Regions from separate parts of the Homo sapiens genome. Here region 2 is linked to region 1. The links are chromatin loops, found by intact Hi-C in ENCODE. Cell type or tissue: thyroid gland. All regions are shown on one strand. Region 1 has its middle 9.7 kb from the start of LINC01348. Region 2 holds the start of LOC124904556 (a long non-coding RNA gene).

The links. Hi-C counts contacts between places; a loop is a spot of excess contacts. Peaks named below come from ENCODE experiments on the same cell type or tissue, not always from the same donor. Only the 100,000 strongest peaks of a DNase experiment are listed, where the experiment ranks them.
Region 2: a loop joins it to region 1, with 3 times the contacts of the local background. A loop is called at or near these places in 84 of 110 quality-filtered maps.

What each region holds. Positions count from the first base shown.
Region 1 is chr1:235,078,246-235,080,745 of GRCh38, reverse strand. No RefSeq gene overlaps it. Among named protein-coding and RNA genes, the nearest start is that of LINC01348, 9.7 kb to the right of the region's middle. In thyroid gland, a CTCF peak has its summit at 988; a DNase peak (open chromatin) is centred at 935; H3K27ac peaks cover 2,500 bases.
Region 2 is chr1:234,708,269-234,710,768 of GRCh38, reverse strand. It overlaps LOC124904556 (a long non-coding RNA gene), which reads right to left and starts at 1,412. Exons shown (of 2, transcript XR_007066953.1): 1 at 1,331-1,412. RefSeq lists enhancers at 351-851, 852-1,352. In thyroid gland, no CTCF peak of the experiment used is centred here; DNase peaks (open chromatin) are centred at 184, 1,058 and 1,572; H3K27ac peaks cover 2,500 bases.

The DNA.
Region 1 (2,500 bases):
GCAACTTCCGCCTCCCGGGTTCAAGCGATTCTCCTGCCTCAGCCTTCCTGAGTAGCTGGAATTACAGGCATGCACCACCATGTCTGGCTAATTTTGTATTTTTAGTAGAGACAGGGTTTCTCCATATTGGTCAGGCTGGTCTCGAACTCCCAACCTCAGGTGATCCGCCCACCTCGGCCTCCCAAAGTGCTGGGATTACAGGCATAAGCCACCGCACCCAGCCTCTTTCTTTCTTTCTTTTCTTTCTTTCTTTTTCTTTCTTTCTTTCTTTCTTCTTTCTTTCTCTTTTTCTCTCTCTTTCTTTTCCTGCCTGCCTGCCTCCCTTCCCTTCTCTTTCCTTCCTTTCTCTCTTTCTTCATTCTTTCTTTCCCCATTCCTGTTGAGTGCACACATTTTCTTTACTCATTTGTCCATAATGGACATCTAGGTTGCTTCCCTATCTTGCCTGTTGTGAACACGGGAGTGCAGCTACCTCTCCTAGGTGGTGATTTTCTCTCTTTTGGGTATATAACCAAAAGGAAGATTGCTGGATCATGTGGTAGTTCTATTTTTAATTTATTTAGGTGGTTCCCAGTTCTTGCTGCCACTTCCTTTTCCTTGGAGAGATGAGTAGGAGACAGGCTGAGGATACCCATGAGCTGTTTAAGAAGAGAGCCCCGCTGCCCACAGCTTGCATCCTAAATCTCAGGCCCCACAGCTCTATGCCCTACTTACCTCCCCTGGCTCCCCTTCCTCCAGAGGAAGGAGAAAATGGGAGGGCTTTGCTATGAGAAAAGCATTTTCCCCAAACAATTACCAGGAAATACTGTCTCGATTGCTATTCCTGACATGTGCTGCCCTCTTGGCAGAGTTACTGGAAGGCTTATTACACCTTGCAAATGCTGATGGGGCACAGTTCCCAGAGTTGGAAAGGCTCACCCAGCGCAGGCCGCCAAGGCCTCTTGGTTTCCTCCCACAGGTGCCAGGTGTGTGCTCCACACCCCTCTGTTGGCCAACCTTGACCTTGAGCAGAGGCCCCGGCCAGCTCTCCCAGCCTGCTTGCAGGTGGGAGGCCATTCTCTGCTGACTCAGGCCCAGACTGGGGCAGGTGCATGCCTTCAACCCCGTGAGTAATACCGGCTTCTCATCTTCAAAGGGCCTTCCCAAGATTAACCAATTAGTCACCCCCAGGAGAGCTACAAAGCAGGTTATTATTGTCTTTATTAAGCCCATGGTGGAGGAGGGAAGTAAGTGGAGTCCCTATCCCAGGTCAGTGAGAAAACTGGCAGATGAGTGTGTGGATTTGGGCACAGGAGATGACAGCCACTCGGATTTCTCAGGGTGTTGGGGTGGGGGACGAACCAAAGGCAGGTAAAGTAGAGGCTGGAGCTTCTCACTGGTCGGGGTGGGAGAGACCACAGGGAGTATGTGGGGAAGGACTGAGAGGCTTAGGCTGATGGAAAAGGGCATCTTACTGAAACCAGAGCCAGTGGATGAAGAGACAGTTTGGCCTCAACTGACCCACAGAGGCCTCTGCCCTATGTTCTAAAGGATTCAGAAAACCGCTGATTGTGCTTGAGTCACTCTGCCTCTCTGAGACACCCAGATATTTGTGAAATGAGCCTTGGAACACTTTCCTTTTTGTATCTGTTTGAGGACTTTGATGGACTAAAAATGATCACAACACACGTCATTCAAGCACGTTTCAAATAAAAAGTGTACTATGAAAGCTTAGAAGGGAAGAGGTGGACATTGTTCTGGTTCACTCTGAGCCACAGGTGTGTCTCCTTCAGGTGCACGATGCAGAAAGTTAGAGGGTTTTAAAAGGTAAATCCAAGTCCTGGTGACAGAGTGAGAACCGATGCACCTTCTGGAAGCCAGACAGCAGAGTGAGCCTTCAGTCAGTCCTGTCTGCAGCTGCTTTTTATAAACTTGGCATAAATATGTGCTTGGGAACACCAGGACAGTGTGTCTGGAATATATTTCTACCATTAGAAAACACACACATACATCACACATAACACACATGCACATAACACACATACATACAACACACACATACACGCACACATAGCACACACAAACACAACAAACACAACATGCATGAACACACACAACACACATACACACAACACACACATACACATATGACACACATATGCACATACTCATACACACATAACACACAAGCACACACATAACATACACATACACACATAGCACACACATAACATACATACACACCACACGTAACAGACATGCACATAACGCACACCATACACACACACATAACACACAAACACAACACACACAACACATATGCACACACACAACACACACATACAACACACACAACACACATACTCATACACACATAACACATATGCACACACATAACATATAACATGCAACCATAGCACATACATAACCTACACACACATACACACAACACACACATACACATATAACACACATACACACATACTCATACACATAACACACAAGCACACACATAACATAC
Region 2 (2,500 bases), 370 kb after region 1:
CTTAGAGGTGACATTGCCGTCGGTACAAGGTGAGGGGTCCCTGAACTCTAGAGGAGCACATTTTACTTAGCTCGTCCAAGGTCTCACAGTGATGGTAATAGCTGTAGCACCCTTGCTCCTGTTGACTGACCCAGGACCTATGGCATCCCACTGAGTCCTCCCCTCCCCCACTGCCCCGCCCATATGATTCTGGGAGCTTCCAGCAGGTGGTTCATATGTGTTCACACACCTCTCTCCTGCAGCCCCTTGTTGACGCCGCTTGTTCATGAAATCTCCACCACTGTTCCTGTATCTGGTGCCCTCCAAATGAATGCTATTGTATGTGAAGAGTGGGGATCCCCACCCAGGGCTCCTCAAAACTGCCTCTTGGAGGGGCCCAATGGCCATCCTTCCTTGAGGCACTGGCCTGGAGCAGTGCTGTGTCTGGCTTAGATATGAGAGGCTGTTCCTCATCCCAGCTTTATGGGTCATACTGAGCTGAGCGCTTATGCCTTCTAGAAAGCAGTTGCTTCTACCTCTGCCCAGACCCTCAGCACAGGCCTGTCCTGGAGCAGAACCTGTGGTGCCCTGCATTTCCCCTGGCCCTGGACAAGACTCCCTGGGGCTGACTGTCACCATCACACAAATCATCTGAGGCCAACAGATGGCTGGGGTGGGGCTGGGCAGGGCAGGCTCCACGTCCCAGTGTAGGCCCAGCCTGAGCCCAGTATCTGAGGACAGTGGTGACTAGCAAGATCCGCATGCCGGGTGGCTGGTAATAAGAGCAAAACTGAATTCTCTCTGAGCAACAGTTGCTCAGAGAAGGCCCTGGAGGCCTGAGGCTGGCAAAGAGGCTTTGCAGAGAAGGAAGTACTGGAGCCTGAGGGAGGCCTGAGGCTGGCAAAGAGGCTTTGCAGAGAAGGAAGTACTGGAGCCTGAGGGAGGCCTGAGCCTGGTGCCTCCTGTACCCCCTCCTGAGCCCCTGCTTGCATGGGTGTCTCCTAGCAACTGTGCAGGGCACTGGGACACTTCAGGGCTCAAGTGGCGAAAGGCGCTCACTTCAGCCCCGTCTGTTTTGCCTGTTGCCTGAGGTGACCTTCACTCTAAAGTGCTTTTGCATCCTGACCAGCAGCCCCGGGCACAGCGGTCACCCCGGTGGAGTCAGCGGCACCATGAGAGGCGCTACCCAGGAACAGCTCTGTGCACCTTGACTGCTCACCGGCCAAGCCCAAGTCCCTGAGCCTGCTCCTGACACCCAGTCGGCTTGCTTCCCCGCCTCATCTTTGACTGCTCTTCCTTTCAGTCACCCCTCATCTTCCTTCTACTTCTATGCAGGTCCAAGCATACTTACTGTGGCTTATTTTGTTCCCTCTGCCTGAAAGAGGTCTCTTCACCTGTCAAACTCCCGGGTACCCTTCAGACTGAGATGATTGTCCCCTTGAATGTGAATTTCCCTGAGGCAAAACTCACCGGTTCTGCTGCTGCGTCTGTGTTCCTTCAACCCATTCTCCACACAGGGCCAGAGCCATCTTAGCTCCAGGCACGTCACCAGTTCACGTCCCAACGAGTTTAGAATGAGTTCACATTCTTTGGTGGCCACATGCCTGCCCTACTGGCTCATCTCTGACCTCACTCTCACCATGCTCCTCTTCCTTCTAGCACCATCGGCCTCCTGGCACTTCCTGGAACTGCCTCAGGTCTTTCCTCTTGCCTCAGGTCCTTTGCACAAATGATTCCCTCCTCTCTTTCCCTGGAATTCTCACTGTGTATCTTCCAGATCTCTGCTTAAATGTCGTCTCCTCAGACAGGCCTTCCACACCTTCCTCTCCAAAAGAGGTTCTCACCATTGTCTCATTATAACAAGGCTAGTCTAAGTCCATATATGCTGCTATAACAAAACACATAGAGGGGGCAGCTTGTAAACAACAGAGATGTATTTCTCACTGTTCTGCAGGCTGGGAAGTCCAAGGTAAATGTACTGGCTAATCTAACGTCTGGTGAAGACCCACTTCCTGGTTCATAGGTGGTGCCTTCTCACTTCATTGTCACATGATAGAAGGGGTGAGGGAGTTCTCTGGGTCCCTTTTATAAGGGTGCTAATCCCATTCAAGAAGGCTCCACATTCATGACCTAATCACCTCCTAAAGCCCCACCTTCTAATACCATGACCATATGGTTTTTGCTGTGTCCCCACCCAAATCTCTTCCTGAATTATAGCCCCCACAATTCCCATGTGTCATGGGAGGGACCAGGTAGGAGGTAATTGAATCATGGGGGTGGGTCTTTCTAGTGCTGTTCTCGTGATAGTGAATAAGTCTCACGAGATCTGATGGTTTTATAAAGGGGAGTTTCCCGCACAAGTTCTCTTCTCTTGTCCACTGCCATGTGAGAAGTGTCTTTCACCTTCCACCGTGATTATGAGGCCTCCCCAGCCATGTGGAACTGTGAGTCCATTAAACCTCTTTCTTTTGTAAGTTGCCCAGTCTCAAGTATGTCTTTATCAGCAGTGTGAAAACGGACT